Linked DNA regions of Homo sapiens: region 1 is linked to region 2. Evidence: read pairs that join two places in POLR2A ChIA-PET (ENCODE). Cell type or tissue: CD4-positive, alpha-beta T cell. All regions are shown on one strand. Each heading gives the region's core, and the rest is flanking DNA. Links, peaks and the distances in the headings are about the cores only. Region 1 holds the start of LOC105369250 (a long non-coding RNA gene). Region 2 overlaps LOC124900660 (a long non-coding RNA gene).

Region 1 (8,790 bases), core at 1-5,000, 540 kb after region 2:
GGTATGTGACACACGGCAAGGCACTTCATTGCTTCAGAGCTCCTTCCATGCCATAAAAGGCCCTACAAGACCTGCTGCTAATCCCCCTCTCTGGCCTGTTCTCCCTCACCCCTGGCCCACCCTGCTCACTCCACTCCAGCCACACTGGCTGCCTTGCTGTTGTTCCTCAACCACAGCTGGCTTATTTCCACCACAGGGCCTTTGCATATCCTGTTCCCCAAACCCTTCCCATGGCTGGCTGCTTCACCACTCAGGCCTCAGTTCAAATGCCACCCCTTTGGGGAAGGCTTCCCTGATTCCCTGACTTTGTTGACACTTTTTCCCAGTTGCTCCATTCACTATTTCCCTGTTTTATTGGTTTTAAAGCCACTCTAATCTGGTATTTTCTTGTTTATTCATTTATTTGTTTATTCTCTGGCTCTCCCATGCAAGCAGAGCCTCATCTATCATGGGTACAGCTGATCCATGGTGCCTGGCTCACGGAAGGCATTTTGAGACTGAATAAAACACTAGCTAACACCGACATGCATTTACCATGAGCCAGGCACTGATCCGCAGGCTTTTGTATTCAACGCTGACAACAACCCTAAGAGGTAGGTATCATTATATCCCCCATTTTGTTAATAAGAAAACAATAACACAGAGAGATGCAGTCACTTGCCCAAGGTCACACAGGGCCAGGGGTTGGGCCAGGATTCGAAGCAGGCAGGCTGTCTCCTGGGTCTGAACTCTCAACTACTTCACCCTAATCAAACAATCCCTCTGGTCAAATGTGAGTGATAATAATAGTACCCACCTCGTGGGTGTTGAGGGTGAGCCCAAGTTAGCATTCAGTGTGGGCATGTGAACAATTATAGTCAATATTGAATGGAGACCTATGATGCTTTTATGAAGGTTTCTATTTTGGGTTAAAAATGCACAAATTTCTCCTGACCAGAAATGATCCCTGAGTGCTAAATATTTTATGTCAATGCAATAACGCAAATGATTAAGCAACACCCCATAAAATGGGGCAGACACAGGGAGGAATATATATCCAAACTGACTCATCCCAGTGAGCTCACTGCACATGAATTACAAATGGAGCGGGGTGCATTAAGCCCCTCTGCTGGCAGAAGGGAGGCTGCTGCCTGCCATATGCCTATGCTGAGAATGGCAGGTCCCCAGGGAGAGGAGAGGCCACCCCCTTCTCTGTCTCTTCCATCACAGGCGTGAAAGCCTCAGCGCATGAGCCGATTCTGTGCAGTGCTCGACATACAGATGAGAACACTGAGGCATGAGAGACAGCCTGTGACCTGGTCACCGCGCTCAGGAGGCGGTGGTTACCCGCGGGCCTGAGGGCGCTGACTTTTTAGAATGGGCGAGCGCAGCTGTGTCCCAGTGACCAGAACGATTACTGCCTTTAAAAAGTCGTGAAAATGATCGTGAACTGTGCCCCACACCGAACGCGCGTCTGCCCCCCAGGGCGGTGGAGACGCCCCCAGCTTCCGCCGCCAGCTCGCGGGGCAGAAGGGGTGCGAGCGACTCTGGCCAGGCCCCAGGGACGGGGACCGGGTCTCGCGGCCCTGACCGGGGAGAGCCCAGGAACGCACGTGGCCGGAGCGCCAGGGGTTTCAGCACCGAGACCCATCCCGTCTGCCCCTGGACTCCCGCGACCCCCGCGGGCCTCTCCGCTCGCCCCGCCGGCCACCTGCCAGGGGAAGGAGCGCAGTGAGCGCGCCGCCAGGAAGCGGCGCTCGAAACCCTGCAGCCAGAGTTCTGTCCCCGCGTTCTCCTCGGGCGCCATGACGTGGGCGGAGCCGCAGCGTTGCCTGGAGACCTGGAGGAAGCCGGGCCTGGACTGAAGAGGGGGCGGGCCGAGGGCAGTGCGCGGGGGCAGAGAGGGGGCGGGGCCTGGGGATACGGTCAGGAGGTGCGTCCTGGGGGCGGACTCTAGGGCGGGGCCAAGATGAGCGTTAGGAGGGCGGGGCCTGGGGTGTGGCCAGGATGAACGTCATGAGGGCGAAGCCTGGGGTAGGGCCAGGATAAGCGACGTTGGGGCAGGTCCTGGGGAGAGTCCAGGTTGGCGGTTCCTGGGGCGGGGCCAGGATAGGGCGATCCTGGAAGCTGGGCTTCGGAAGCGTGCAGGTTGGTGGCGTCCTGGAGGCAGTGCCTTGCGTGGGGGCAGGATAAGAGTCCTGGAGGCGGGCATTAGGGCGGGGATAAACGCCATTGGGTTCAGGAGGCGGGACTCAGAGCCGAGCCCAGGAGAGAGGTCTTAGGGCGGGGCTAAAGCCAGACCCAGGGAAGGGCTCAGGAGGCGGGGCAGGGGCGGGGCGTTGACTATGTCGTAGCACACGGCCAGGCGGTGCGCGGACTCTGGGAGGCGAAGCTTAGGACGGGCCCACGTGGGGAGGGGCCCAGGGTCCGGGAGGCGGGGCCGAGTCCGGGCTGGGCTGCGCTCAGGAGGTGGGCCCTGGGAGGCGGAGCTTAGGGAGGGGCCGGTGTCGGGAGGGACCCAGGGACTGGGAGGCCGGTCGGGGCTGGGCTCGGGGGCCGAGACCTAGCTGGGCTTGGGGCGGGGCCGAGACGGAGCGAGGGGTCCAGGGTGTGGGAAACGGGGAGGGATTTGAGGAGGGGATCGGAATGTGGCTCCAGTTCGGGAGGCGTTACCTGCGGAGGGTTTGAGGAAGGCCCAGGAGCGAGCCCATGGTCTTCCGACGCGGGGCCAGGGGCGGGCCCCAGGATCCGGAGCTTCGGGGGGGCCGAGTCCGGGTTTGGGGCCCGGGAGGCGGGGCCAGTTAGGTCGAGGGTCCCTGGGATCGTCGGGTCAGGCCTTGGGCTAACGTAGGCACTCTCGCAGTTCCTCCGCCTTCAGGAAGGTCTTTTTAGCAGGGGCCTTACGGGTGCATGCTTCGGTCCTGGAGGACTTAGGCTAGCCTCCTCTCCATCAGCGCCACCCGTCTGGGGCCCGAAAGGAGGGAGCTTTCCCTCTGTCCCCCAGCCTTTGGACTGTCACCAAACAAGCCATTCGTTCACCAAATACTTTTTAAGCGCCTACCATGTGCCTGACAAGGGATATGTAACGGTGAGAAAAACTAGGTGTGGTCCAGGCCCTTCAGGGACTCAGGGGCTCGTGGAAGAAGTGGATATTGAAGTACTTATCACACAAAGGAGGATAAAAGTACGATAGCGATATCTACCACGAAGGTGAGCAGACAGAGCTAGCGGGGCTTGCAGGAGGAGTTTTGATCTTGCAGGGACAGGAAGGAGGAGTTAGCTCCTGCGGGGTGGGATTGGGGGTGGTAGTGATATAGACGTGGGGACAGAGTGGAAAACAACAAAAATATAATTATTTTAGTTCAAAGTTATTGTGTCTTGAGTTGAAAGGCAGGGCAGTTAGCAACACAGTTTAGATTTCAGTACTGCCCCTGAAATCTGAACTGTGTTCAAAGTCTAAAACGTTTACCTTAGCAAATTCCTCATAAAACTCCATTTGGAAGAGTCCCGAGAGCGAATTTGTTAAGTATACTTGCAAAAGGTAGATGAGGAGACAGATAAAATCTTATTACCTCTTTCAGATGAGAGGCACTTAAGCCCTGCTCAGCTATGAGAATAAGAGAGGGGAATTAATTCTAATTGAATACACTTGTTCTCTTATAGCTGTTGTTCCACACCAGAACCAAATGAGCGCAAGATCTGACAAAAAAAAAAGGTTCATCTTTTATTCTTCCAAACACTTTCATTTAAATCAAGAGGATGGGATGTGGTTATTACTGTGTTTTTAGACAAAATCAATGGTTTCTGGCTCTGAGATGTTGCATACACCCTCTCAGTCCCTGTATCCTGAGATGGAGTCACCTGAGAATCCACAGCAAGTCCTAACCAGGGATGGGTCTGGGTGATTAAGGAAGATTGGCTTCAGAACTGGGCCAGGGGCACTGCTTTGCTTTTGCTGTTTTGATCAGCTCTCTGCCTGCAGGAGACGAGGAAAACCAATGGGAACAGGTTAGTTATACTCATAAATCCTGGGCTTATTTTATTAACTCACATAATAGCTATTAATTGTCTTTCCTCCAAGGAGCAAAAGGGCATATACGGTCAATGTCATAGTAAGTAACACTGTATTATGTTACACTAAAATATTAATCTAGGTTGGTTCAGTCTTTCTTGAGTCCACAGATTGGAAGCAGATTGAGGAAGGACGCTAGCAGACCATAGAGCTGAGCCATGCACACAGAAGAAATCTTTTTTTCTTTTTTTCTGGAGACGGAGTTTTGCTCTCTAGTTGCCCAGGCTGGAGTGCAATGGTGCGATCTCGGCTCACTGCAACCTCCACCTCCCAGGTTCAAGCGATTCTCCTGCCTCAGCCTCCCGAGTAGCTGGGATTACAGGCGTGAGCCACCCTGCCGGGCCACTTTTGTATTTTTGGTAGAGACAGGGTTTGAACACCTTGGCCAGGCTGGTCTCAAATTCCTGACTTCAGGTTATCCACCCGCCTCTGCCTCCCAAAGTGCTGGGATTACAGGCATGACCCACCGCGCCTGGCCAGAAGAAATCTTTATCTTGGTGCGCAGTGTCTGGTGATGGACAAATGTCATCTCTCTTGGATCTGAATCTGGAAGGATCAAGGCACTGAAGGGATTTTTTTTGTTTCAGAGAGTCTCCCTCTGTTGCCAGGCTGGAGTGCAGCGGCACGACCTCGGCTCACGGCAACCTCTGCCTCCCGGGCTCCAGCGATTCTCCTGCCTCAGCATCTCGAGTAGCTGGGACTACAGGCACACATCACCACGCCCAGCTAATTTTTGTATTTTTAGTAGAGACAGGGTGTTACCATGTTGGCCAGGATGGTCTCAATCTCTTGACATCATGATCCACCTACCTTGGCCTCCCAAAGCGCTAGGATTACAGGCGTGAGCCACCACGCCCAGCCTCACTAAAGGGATTTTTTTAATATCACGTGGCTCTCACAGGTGCGGTGTGTTCGGGTGCAAGTGAAGATTATGACTGATGCTTAAAACCAAACGTAAAATTCCAGGTGGTGTTGCTATGGGGAGCAGCATTAGGACAATCTGAGTGGCTTCAGTTGCAAGAGTGTGCGTGTACGTGCAAGAACTACAGTCAAGATTCAACTTCTGGTTTGAAGATCTCTTTCATAACAGTAATAACAACCTAAGGCAGTTTAACAATATGGAATGGTTGCCTTTTAGAAGTTAACTTATGGGCATGGAAGTTCAATCAGTACATTGAAGTTTTTCCTTTATCTCTCCTATGGTTAATGGTTTCTGCAGAAAAGGACCAATTGATTTCTTTCTAAAACGTTGCTTCAGGGTGTAGAGACCTTTATAGGTCATGTTTTAATTTACAGAAAATTTTTATAGTTTAAATATAAATTACGTTCAATGTGGGCTTTGTAATACAATTTAAGGTTAAGTAAAGTTTCCACTTTCCTTAGGCTGTTTGCAGTGCCCAGCAGGCCCCATGATATCGAGATGGAAGTTATGTTAAAGGAGGAGGTTGGTCAGGGATGGGCAGAATAAGGAATATGCGCAGCTCAGGCTAATGATGCAATGATTGAGGTGTAGAAAGAGGGCCAAGCATGGGATAACGCCTGTAATCCCAGTGCCTTGGGAGGCCAAGGCAAGAGAATCTCTTGAGGTCAGACCAGCCTGGTCAACAGAGTGAGACCTAACCTGTACAAAAAAAAAACACACAAAAAAACAAAAAAAATTAGTTGGGCATGATGGTGTGCACCTGTAGTCTCAGCCACTTGGAAGGCTGAGGTCAGGGGATCCCTTGAGCCCAGGAGTTTGAGGCTGCAGTGAGCTATAATCACATAACTGTACTCCAGCCTGGATGACAGGGTGAGGCGCTGACTCAAAAAAAAAAAAAAAAAAATGAGTCAGGGAAAAAATTGGAAATCTTAATCCTCGGTACCCAGGAATGTGACCTTATTTGGAAATAGGGTCTTTCTAGATGTAATCAAGTAACGATGAGTCATCCTGGATTGGGGGCTGCTGGTGAGGGGGCAGATGCAATGACTGGTGTCCTTATAAAAGAAGAGAATGAAGGCCGTGCATGGTGGCTCATGCCTGGAGTCTCAGCACACTTTGGGAGGGTGAGGTGGGGGGAATCACTTGAAGTCAGGAGTTCGAGACCAGCCTGGCCAATAATAACAATAAAAAAGCCATTTTAGATTCCAATCCACTGAAAGAAAACTGTCCCTTAGTTAATGTCGTGCTTATTGGATCCATGAAGTCTTTGAAAATTTAAACTACAAGGACACTGCCCTCTGTGGTGGTGGAGAGAATACCAAGGACTTAAAGGTCTTTAAGAAAGAGAATGTAGAAAATGTACCCATTGGAAACAGCAAAATGATGATAATCGTACTGACAGTAATAATAAGCTCAAATATATAGAGCTTACTGTGTATCATGAATTGTTCTGAATGCTTTATAAATATATGTTACCCCCTTTACCCTCATGGCAGCCCAGTAAAGGCGCCATTCCCCATTTTACAGCTGGGGAAACTGAGTTACAGAGCTTTTCTGCACTGAGTCATCAGGAGCAAATGCTAGATCAGGTAATTGAACCCAAGCAATCTGGTTCCAGAGCCAAATAGATGTATGTTTTATGGTATACAAACATATACATACATTTTTAGGGGAAGGGTGGGGGTAGGATGGGATGAGGATTATGAGTAATTGCTTGGTAAATGCCAAATACCTTTCTTGTCTGTCCCTCTTTTCAAATGATAAAGTAATGTCAATTGCACACTTTTTTTTTTTTTTTTTTGAGACAAGGTCTAGCTGGAGTACAGTGATGCAGTCATAGCCCACTGCAGCCTCAGATTCCTGGGCTCAAGCAATCCACCCACATCAGTTTCCCAAGTAGTTGGGACTACAGGCCCACACTACTATGCCCAGCTAATTATTTTAATTTTTGTAGAGATGGCAGGTGGCGGTGGGGGGGGGGGGTTGTCTCGCTATGTTGCCCAGGGTGGTCTCGAACACTTGACCTCAAGTGAACCTCCTGCCTCAGCCCCACAAATCTCTGCAATTATAGGTGTGAGCCACTGTGGCTGGCTACAATACTATTTATTTATATTTTAGACCAACAGATATTCTAGTATATAAGAAATGTGATGCTCTCTGTACATTGAAGAGTTGGGCTAATATTTGTCCTGGTGGATACAGAAATTGCCTGTCTGCTCCGCTCTGGTTGAAGAAACCAGTCCGACTGTCTCTGAGGCTATGGAGCAGTCCATGAAGAATGAAAGCCCTCTGCCAGGCATGTTGGCTCACACCTGTAATACCAGCACTTTGGGAGGCCGAGGCAGGTGGATCACTTGAAGTCAGGAGTTCGACACCAGCATGGTCAACATGGTGAAACCCTGTCTCTACAAAAAATAGAAAAATTAGCTGGGCCTGGTGATGCGTGCCTGTAATCCCAGCTACTCAGGAGGCTGAGGCAAGAGAGTCACTTGAACTTGGGAAGCAGAGGTTACAGTGGGGAGCTGAGATCACACCACTGCATTCCAGCCTGAGCGACAGAGCGAGACTCTCTCCAAAAAAAAAAAAAAAAAAAAAAAGAAAGAATGAATGTCCTCATGATGGCCTCAAGCACATTGGTCCCTGAAGAGGGTCAAAGAAGGCCCACTTTACTCTGCACTGCAAAGCAGGCAGGTGGACAGGATGAGAAGTGGATTCAGTGAGAGGCATTGACCCAGAGGATTTTCTGCCTAATGGTTCAGCAGAAGATTAAACTGAGCACAGCATCCTGTTCCCTGAAACCATCTGGTTGGTCAGTGGGGAATGTTCTTGTCTCGTTAAATGTTCTCATGCTACTGTCAAGATATTCTGTTACAAAACGTCATAAACCACGTTTACAAATAGGCCAGGTGACTGTGGAATATCTCCTTGGCAAGGCCTTAGCTATGGGCGTGCGATTGGTGTATAGCAATCAGTGTTCCGGGCCACTTCAGGGATAAAATATAACTTAGGTGATAAACTGTTGTATTTTAATGTGAATATTTCCGCCAGCATTAAACAGTAACCCCATGAGTTTTCTCATACCTATTACACTCCGGAGTTGCAACAAGCTAACATGAAGGAAGTTGCAAACAGAATTATCGCATTTGGCTCCTATTCACAGCAAGGGTTCTTCAAGCTGTACCTGGGGCAGTCTTCCCTCACATGAGGTTTATAGCATCATTTATTTAATTATTTATTTATTTTTTGAGACGGAGTTTTGCTCTGTCGCCCAGGCTGGAGTGCAATGGTGCGATCTTGGCTCACTGCAACCTCTGCCCCCGGGGTTCAAGCGATTCTCCTGTCTCAGCCTCCCGAGTAGCTGGGATTATAGGCACCCGCCACCACTCCCGGCTAATTTTTGTATTTTTATTAGAGACGGGGTTTCACCATGTTGACCGGGCTGGTCTCAAACTCCTGACTTCAGGTGATCCACCCGCCTCAGCCTCCCAAAGTGTTGGGATTACTGGCATGAGCCACAGGGCCCGGCTATAGCATCACTTAAACTTTGTTTCTGCCATGAATTGTTAGTTCGTAGTTAACAAAAAATAGACCACCTCATTTACGTTTCACAGTTAGCTTTGGTTTTTGTGTTTTCTTTAGGCTTGTTTTCTAATTGTTTTTAAAATTGTGAAACAGGGTCTTGTTCTGTTGCTGAGGCCAGAGTGTAGTGACACAATCTTGGCTCACTGCAGCCTCAACCTCCTGGGCTCAAGCAATCCTCCCACTTTAGCCTCCAGAGTAGCTGGGACTACAAACACTAACCACCACCGCTGGCTAA
Region 2 (9,259 bases), core at 1,654-6,653:
TGGCCCTTTCACTCAGCAGGTCTGCTACTGCCTACTAAGGAATGGCCTCTCGACATCCTCACGTCAAACCCTGCATGTTCGGGCCCATCTTTAAAATCCATCCTAGGCCAGGTGCGGTGGCTCATGCCTGTAATCCCAGCACTTTGGGAGGCCGAGGCAGGCGGATCACCTGAGGTCAGGAGTTCGAGACCAGCCTGGCCAACATGGTGAAACTCTGTCTCTACTAAAAATACAAAAACTAGCCAGGCATGGTGGCGTTTGCCTGTAGTTTCAGCTTCTTAGGAGGCTAGGCACGAGAATCGCTTGAACCAAGGAGGCAGAGGTTTCAGTGAGCCGAGATTGTGCCACGATAATCCAGCCTGGGCAACACAGTGAGACTGTGTCTCAAAAAAATAAATAAATAAGTAAAAAATAAAATCCATCCTATATCAGTCAGGAAAGAGCTCATTCCAGCAGGATCAATGCGGAGAATTCACCAGAGGAACTAGTTCCAAAGGTATGGCAAGAGGAAAAACTTCCAACAGGGGCCCGTGGGGCAACCGAGAGACGGAAAAGAGCAGGAAACTCCAAACCCTTTGGCGGGCAGGACAGAGGGTGTGGGTGAGGGTTCCAGTGCTGTGGGCTGGGCCAGCCTGGTAGGAATGAGAATCCATATGCTAGAAACTGGGGCCCCAGAGAAGCAGCTGCTGCGGAAACCCCAGGAGGCAGAGTGAGGGAGAGACGCTGGCCTCCCCTTCTTCCCGCCCTGCACTGTTTCCCATGGGTCACACACAGCTGCAGCCAGTTGCCTGGGGAGGCCCCTGCCATGCTGGGGTTTGCAAAGCAGGCCCAGGGCCTGGGAAGGACAGGGTGTGCAGCATGCAGGTGGCTATGCTGTCCGGCTACTGGGTGGACACTGCCCATAACTGACCTTTTTGATGAGTTCTGAGAGAAAGCACCAGGCATACTTGACTGACGGCGGGTGCTTCACACACACAGGATACTTCACAGTCTACAGCAAAGGACAGAACGTTGGTTGCTCGAGAGCCCATCTTAAGTCTCCTATGAGCTTCAAGCCAACACAGCAGAGGGCAAACTCCAGGCTACCCAATCCCTCAGCAAAGATGAAGATGGACACAGCGTTCTGGCCCCACGCATCTGCAGTTTGTCTTAAGATATAAGCCGTTTCCTAAAAATGCTTCCACTGCAGTGGCACAGGCTATGGCAGCATTTCTAATGCCCATTCTGAGCAGGAACACAGGGCATGTGGGCCCAAACCACCTCCCTCCCAGGGGAGCCAGTGTGAACCAGGGTTTGCAGTAAGGACAGTCGCCAACTGTCTGGCTCTATGGAAGAGGCAGGAAGGCCCACTCGGCAACTGCTCTCTTGGAGCATGTGTCCCTGGGGACAGGATGGAGGGGAGGTGACACTCCAACTAAAGCCAAGAGAAGCCAAGTGCAGGACGAGCAAGTTCCAGGCAGTGGGAACAGCCGGTGCAAGCTCTGAGGTGGCCACAGCCTGGCACTTGGAAATGAGGGCAGAGGGAATTGTGCAGCAGGAGGGGGGACGGTGGGAAAACAAGAGCCTGGAGGGAGAGGGAGGAGACGGTCCGCAGTGCCTGCTGGCTGGGAGGGATGCAGATTCTGCCCAAGGGCAGCAAAGTACCCCACGCAATATACAGGCTCTTCAGGCTGGTGCTGGTTTTTCATTTATTCTGACACAGAGTCTCGCTCTGTTGCCCAGGCTGGAGTGCAGTGGCCCGATCTTGGCTCACTGCAGCCTCCACCTCCCAGGTTCAAGCAATTCTCCTGCCTCAGCCTCCCGAGTAACTGGGACTATAGGCGTGCACCACCACGCCCAGCTATTTTTTGTATTTTTAGTAGAGATGGGTTTTTGCTATGTTGGCTAGGCCGGTCTTGAACTCCTGACCTTAGGTGTTCCGTCCACCTCAGCTTCCCAAAGTCCTGAGATTACAGGTGTGAGCCAGTGCATCCAGCCTTTTGCTGGATTTTAAAGCAGCTCTCCCTACATTTCATGCTTCACCACCTACGAGAGTGAGGCTCAGGGTGAAACTCAGAGTAGGGTGCAAGATAACTTCAGGTATCTCCCTGCTTGAAGCCCTGTCCTACTGTATTGCCCTGAAAGTCTTCCCTGCTGTGGCTGCATCTTTTCCACGTGGATAATCTTGGTTCACCTCTAGCACAGGAATTCTTCACTGGGGCTCCTAGGATGGGCTGGGTGGGTGGGGGTGGAGGATGTCTGCCTCCCCTGAGTTTGTATGGAAAACGTATTCTTCTGGTGCACTTCTTTCTGGGAGGGAGTCTGTTGCTTTGTCTTTTCTGAAGGGCTCATGGCCCTTTGAAGGTGAAGACCCAGGATGCAGGGTGATCTGCACTTGGCCCTCAAGGCCAAGGTCAGGCTGTGGCTGGGCCGGGTGGTGATCCTGCCTCTCACCTTCATGCAGATGCACTTGAGTGCAAACCCCACCCTGGGCAAAGCAAGGGCCCATTTAGGTCTAGAATAGACAGGAGTGGACAGGACAGGCCTCATAAATGAAAAAAGAAACTCTCTGAGCATCTACCAAATGCTAGAAGCTGTTTTGCACCTGTCATCTCTGTTTCTGCTGTGGATGGTTTAAAAAACATTCCCTAGATTCCCCCCTCTTATGCAGATTTTTGTATATACTGATGTCTTTGTCTAAGTCTTAGATAGAAAACAAAAGTGCTGGAGCTATCGGAGGTGCTGACACCCACCTGCAGTGCTGACTCAATGTTTTTGTTCTTTGAACAGGGGTGTTTTTAAAGGGTACAAGCACATCTGTGGTTCTTCTCTCAGGTCTTCCGGAGAGATTCAGGAGGCAGGGTCATGAGTCCCAGGGACTCTGGGACTCTTACCTTCTGCAAAATATCCCACAGAAGCTCAGAATCTGATGAGTCTCTTAACTTTGCTTCTAAGCTCTATGTGGAGGGAAGAGAGAGAAATCTCAAGGGTGCATTCACAGGAACATTAAACGTGCAATAGAATGTGTTGGCAAAGCGCTATGTGATCTCTCCTTGGGGACGTGGAGCCAGTTGGAAGTGGAAGCCACAGCAGCTGAAAGCCTGACCTTCAAATGTTGCAGGTGCACCTGGATGAGTCACAGGAAGAAGGCTAGAAGACTGACTCTTGGCCACATTAGTCTTGGCTACTTAGCTGCCACCCAGGTCATGGGCCAGCTCCCTGGTTGCACTGGTCAGCCAGGAATTACCAGGGCAGCCATGGCACCAAGGTTTGATGGGCTTGCCATCTGAGTTTAAGTGGAAATGCAGAATGTGCCCATACCAGCCTGGGTTACATTGTCCTCTTACAGGGGCCTCAAGCCCAGCAGCGAGCTTTGGCTCCCGAGTTAGGCAGACTGTCTCGGCTGGTATGTGACACGGGGCAAGGCACTTCATTGCTTCAGAGCTCCTTCCATGCCGTAAAAGGCCCTACAAGACCTGGTCCTAATCCCTCTCTCTGGCCTGTTCTCCCTCACCTCTTGCCCACCCTGCTCACTCCACTCCAGCCACACTGGCTGCCTTGCTGTTGTTCCTCAACCACAGCTGGCTTGTTTCCACCACAGGGACTTTGCATATCCTGTTCCCCAAGCCCTTCCCATGGCTAGCTGCTTCACCACTCAGGCCCCAGTTCAAATGCCACCTCTTTGGGGAAGGCTTCCCTGATTCCCCGACTTTGGTGACTCTTCTCCCCAGTTACTCCATTCACCATTTCCCTGTTTTATTGGCTTTAAAGCTACTCTCATCTGGTCTTTTCTTGTTTATTCATTTATTTGTTTGTTCTCTGGCTCTCCCATGCAAGCAGAGCCTCATCTGTCATGGGTACTGCTGATCCATGGTGCCGGGCTCACGAAAGGCATTTATTAAACATTTTCAGACCGAATAAAAACAGTAGCTAACACCGACATGCATTTACCATGAGCCAGGCACTGATCCACAGGCTTTTGTACTCAACTCTGACAACAACCCTAAGAGGTAGCTATCATTATATCCCCCATTTTATTAAGAAGAAAACAATAGCACAGAGAAGGGCTCAGGAGGCGGGGCCGGGGCGGGGCGTTGACTATGTCGTAGCACATGACCAGGCGGTGCTCGGACTCTGGGAGGCAGAGCTTAGGGAGGGCCGACGTGGGGAGGGGCCCAGGGTCCGGGAGGCGGGTCCGAGTCTGGGCTGCGGGCTACGCTCAGGAGGCGGGCCATGGGGGTATGGCCAGGCGCTGCTCGGGCCCTGGGAGGCGGAGCTTAGGGAGGCGCCGGTGTCGGGAGGAACCCAGGGACTGGGAGGTGGGTCGGGGCTGGGCTCAGGGGCCGAGACGGAGCTGGGCTTGGGGCGGGGCCGAGACGGAGCGAGGGGTCCAGGGTGTGGGAAACGGGGAGGGGTTTGAGGAGGGAATCGGAGTGTGGCTCACGTTCGGGAGGCGTTACCTGCGGAGGGTTTGAGGCAGGCCCAGGAGCAAGGCCATGGTCGGCCGAGGCGGGGCCAGGGGCGGGCCCTAGGAGCCGGAGCTTTGGGCGGGGCCGAGTACGGGTTTGGGGCCCGGGAGGCGGGGCCGGTTAGGGCAAGGGTCCCTGGGATCGTCGAGTCAGGCCTTGGGCCAAAGTAGACACTCTCGCAGTTCCTCCGCCTTCAGGAAGGTCTTTTTGGCAGGGGCCTTATGGGTGCGCGCTTCGGTCCTGGAGGCCTTATCCCAGCCGCCTCTCCATCAGCGCCACCCGTCTGGGGCCCGACAGGAGGGAGCTTTCCCTCTGTCCTCCAGCCTTTGGACTGTCACCAAACAAGCCATTCGTTCACCAAATACTTACTAAGCGCCTACCATGCGCCTGGCAAGGCAGATGTAACAGTGAGAAAAACTAGGTGTGGTCCAGACCCTCCAGGGTCTCAGGGGCTCGTGGAAGAAGTGGACATTGAAGTACTTATGATACAAATGAATATAAAAGTACAATAGCGATATCTGCCATGAAGGTGAGCAGACAGAGCTAGCGGGGCTTCCAGGAGGAGTTTTGATCTTGCAGGGACAGGAAGGAGGAGTTAGCTCCTGCGGGGTGGGATTAGCGGTGGTGGTGATATAGACTTGGGGACAGAGTGGAAAACAACAAAAATATAATTATTTTAGTTCAAAGTTATTGTGTCTTGAGTTGAAAGGCAGGGCAGTTAGCAACACAGTTCATATTTCAGTACTGCCCCTGAAATCTGAACTGTGTTCAAAGTCTAAAACGTTTACCTTAGCAAATGCCTCATAAAACTCCATTTGGAAGAGTCCAGAGAGCTAATTTGTTGAGTATACTTGCAGAAGGTAGATGAGGAGACAGATTAAATCTTATTACCTCTTTCAGATGAGAGGCACTTGAGCCCTGCTCAGCTATGAGAATAAGAGAGGGGAATTAATTCTAATTGAATACACTTGTTCTCTCATAGCTGTTGTTCCCCACCAGAACCAAATGAGCGCAAGATCTGACAAAGAAAAAAAAGGTTCATCTTTTATTCTCCCAAACACTTTCATTTAAATCAAGAGGGTGGGATGTGGTTATTGCTGTGCTTTTAGACAGAATCAACGGTTTCTGGGTCTGAGATATTGCATATACCCTCTCAGTCCCTGTATCCTGAGATGGAGTCACCTGAGAATCCACAGCAAGTCCTAACCAGGGATGGGTCTGCGTGGTTAAGGAAGGTTGGCTTCAGAACTGGGCCAGGGGCACTGCTTTGCTTTTGCTGTTTTGATCAGCTCTCTGCCTGTAGGAGACAAGGAAAACCAATGGGAACAGGTTAGTTACACTCATAAATCCTGGGCTTATTTTACTAACTCACATAATAGCTATTAATTGCCTTTCTTCCAAGGAGCAAAAGGGTATATACGGTCAATGCCATAGTAAGTAACACTGTATTATGTTATACTAAAATATTAATAAATCTAGGTTGGTTCAGTCTTTCCTGATTCCATAGATTGGAAGCGGATTGAGGAAGGACGCTAGCGGACCACAGAGCTGAGCCATGCACACAGAAGAAACCTTTTTTTTTTTTTTTTTTGTGAGACGGAGTTTCGCTCTCTTGTTGCCCAGGCTGGAGTGCAATGGCACGATCTCGGCTCACTGCAACCTCCACCTCCTGGGTTCAAGTGATTCTCCTGCCTCAGCCTCCCGAGTAGCTGGGATTACAGGCGTGAGCCACCATGCCGGGCCATTTTTGTATTTTTAGTAGAGACAGTGTTTTAACATGTTGGCCAGGCTGGTCTCAAATTCCTGACTTCAGGTGATCTGCCCGCCTCTGCCTCCCAAAGTGCTGGGATTACAGACGTGAGCCACCGCGCCCGGCCAGAAGAAATCTTTATCTTGGTGTGCGGGCTCTGATGAGGGACAAATGTCATCTATCTTGGACCTGAATCTGGAAGGATCAAGGCACTGAAGGGATTTTTTTGTTTCAGACAGTCTCCCTCTGTTGCCAGGCTGGAGTGCAGCGGCACGATCTCAGCTCACGGCAACCTCTGCCTCCCGGGCTCCAGCGATTCTCTTGCCTCAGCCTCCTGAGTAGCTGGAACTACAGGCACGCGTCACCACGCCCAGTTAATTTTTGTATTTTTAGTAGAGACAGGTTTTCACCATGTTGGCCAGGATTGTCTCAATTTCTTGACCTCATGATCCATCTGCCTTGGCCTCCCAAAGGGCTGGGATTACAGGCGTTAGCCACCATGCCCGGCCTCACTGAAAGGATTTTTTTAATGTCACGTGGCTCTCACAGGTGCGGTGTGTTCGGGTGCAAGTGAAGATTATGACTGATGCTTAAAACCAAACGTAAAATTCCAGGTGGTGTTGCTATGGGAAGAAGCATTAGAACAATCTGAGTGGTTTCAGTTGCAAGTGTGTGTCTATGTGCAAGAACTACAATCAAGATTCAACTTCTGGCTTTGAGGGTCTCTTTAATAACAGTAATAGCAACCTAAGGCAGTTTAACAGTATGGAATGATTGCCTTTTAGAAATTAAGCTATGGGCATGGAAGTTCAATCAGTACACTGAAGTTTTTCCTTTATCTCTCCTATGGTTAATTGTTTCTGCAGAAAAGGACCAACTGATTTCTTTCTAAAACGTTGCTTCAGGGTGTAGAGACCTTTATAGGTCCTGTTTCAACTTACAGAAAATTTTTATAGTTCAAATATAAATTATGTTCAATGTGGACTTTGTAATAGGATTTAAGGTTAAGTAAAGTTTCCACTTTCCTTAGGCTGTTTGCAGTGCCCAGCAGGCCCCATGATATCGAGATGGAAGTTATGTTAAAGGAGGAGATTGGTCAGGGATGGGCAGAATAAGGAATATGGGCAGCTCAGGCTAATGATACAATGATTGAGGTGTAGAAAGAGGGTCAGGCATGGGATAACGCCTGTAATCCCAGTGCTTTTGGAGGCCAAGGCAAGAGGATCGCTTGAGGTCAGGAGACCAGCCTGGTCAACAGAGTGAGACCTAATCTGTACCAAAAAAAAAAAAAAAAAATTAGTTGGGCATGGTGGTGTGCACCTGTAGTCTCAGCCACTTGGAAGGCTGAGGTCAGGGGATCCCTTGAGCCTAGGAGTTTGAGGCTGCAGTGAACTATAATCACATAACTGTACTCCAGCCTGGGTGATAGGGTGAGGCCCTGACTAAAAAAAATTGAGTCAGGGAAAAAATTGGAAATCTCAATCCTCGGTACCCAGGAATGTGACCTTATTTGGAAATAGGGTACTTGTAGATGTAATCAAGTAACGATGAGTCATACTGGATTGGGGGCTGCTGTTGGGGGGACAGATGCAATCACTGGTGTCCTTATAAAAGAAGAGAATGAGTGCCGGGCATGGTGGCTCATGCCTGTAATCTCAGCACACTTTGGGAGGGTGAGGTGGGTGGATCACTTGAGGTCAGGAGTTCGAGACCAGCCTGGCCAACATGGTGAAACTCCATCTCTACTAAAAATACAAAATTAGCACTGCGTGGTGGCGGGCACCTGTAATCCCAGCTACCCAGGAGGCTGAGGTGGGAGAATCACTTGAACCTAGGAGGCAGAGGTTGCAGTGAGCCAAGATTGTGCCACTGCACTTCAGCCTGGGTGACAGAGGGAAACTCCATTTCAAAAAAATAAAATAAAGAGGAGAATGTCAGGTGAAGACAGAGACACAGGGAGAAGGCAGCCATGTGATGAGGGAGGAGAGATTAGAGCAATGCATCTACAAGGAACACCAAGCATTGCCAGCGGCCACCAGAAGCCAGAAGAGGCAAGGAAGTATTCTCTCTTACATGTTTCAGAGGAAGCGAAGCCCGGCTGACACCCTGATTTTGGACTTCTAGCATTCAGGCCTGCGAGACAATACATTTCTGTTGTTTTCAGCCACATGCGGGGCCCTCGTTGTTGTTGTGGTTGTTTTTTTTTTTTTTTCTGGAGACGGAGTTTCACTCTTGTGCCCCAGGCCGGAGTGCAATGGCGCGACCTCGACTCTCTACAACCACCTCCTCCCAGGTTCAAGAAATTCTCCTGCCTCAGCCTCCTGAGTAGCTGGGATTACAGGCATGCGCCACCTTGTCCAGCTAATTTTTGTATTTTTAGTAGAGATGGGGTTTCACCATGTTGACCAGGCTGGTCTCAAAATCCTGACCTCAAGTGATCCGCCCGCCTAAGCATCCCAAAGTGCTGGGATTATAGGCATGAGCCCCCACGCCCGGCCTTGTGGTTATTTTTTTAGACAAGATCCCTCTGTGTCATTCAGGCTGGAGTGCAGTGGTACAATCTCAGCTCCTGCAGCCTCGACCTCCCTGGGCTCAGGTAATTTTCCCATCTCAGCCTCCAAGTAGCTGGGACTACACGCTTGGCTAATTTTTGTATTTTCTGTAGAGATGGGATCTTGCTATGTTGCCCAGGCTGGTCTCAAACTCCTTGGGCTCAAGCCATCTGCCTGCCTTGGCCTCCCAAAGTGCTAGGATTACAGACATGAGCCACTATCCCTGGCCACCCTTGTTAAAAAATAAAGAATTTCAAGATGGTGATGGCAGATTATTAAACCACAGTGGGGACTCTTCTGTGTCCCTGTGGGACTGTCCAGGTTGCAAACCCATGAAGCTGGCCCTGGCTGCTGGGTTCTTGGAGTGCTGGACCTCCTGTGGCATGTGGCAAGGAGTTGTCATGGGTTATCATATGAATGATCAACTACAGGAGACCCAAAGCCCACTCAGTCCTTTTTCCGATGAATGGCTGTGTATGTCACACTAGCAACAAACAGAACCGCAAGAG

The links. ChIA-PET counts read pairs that join two places held together with the same protein. Peaks named below come from ENCODE experiments on the same cell type or tissue, not always from the same donor. Only the 100,000 strongest peaks of a DNase experiment are listed, where the experiment ranks them.
Region 1: POLR2A ChIA-PET joins it to region 2 with 6 read pairs; 1 of 35 experiments calls an interaction of 5 or more read pairs at or near these places.

The regions. Positions count from the first base shown.
Region 1 is chr4:9,146,292-9,155,081 of GRCh38, reverse strand. It overlaps LOC105369250 (a long non-coding RNA gene), which reads left to right and starts at 2,588. Exons shown (of 4, transcript XR_001741579.3): 1 at 2,588-3,189; 2 at 3,643-3,987. It also overlaps the pseudogene FAM86KP. RefSeq lists silencers at 1,648-1,777, 2,401-2,510. In CD4-positive, alpha-beta T cell, for the core only: no CTCF peak of the experiment used is centred there; DNase peaks (open chromatin) are centred at 1,911 and 2,311; H3K4me3 peaks cover 2,267 bases; H3K27ac peaks cover 1,299 bases.
Region 2 is chr4:9,686,776-9,696,034 of GRCh38, reverse strand. It overlaps LOC124900660 (a long non-coding RNA gene), which reads right to left. Exons shown (of 5, transcript XR_007058019.1): 5 at 5,481-5,745. It also overlaps the pseudogene FAM86MP. Among named protein-coding and RNA genes, the nearest start is that of DRD5, 90 kb to the left of the region's middle. RefSeq lists enhancers at 2,817-3,326, 3,327-3,837 and silencers at 4,145-4,294, 4,305-4,354, 4,415-4,494. In CD4-positive, alpha-beta T cell, for the core only: no CTCF peak of the experiment used is centred there; a DNase peak (open chromatin) is centred at 4,184; H3K4me3 peaks cover 1,255 bases; H3K27ac peaks cover 2,178 bases.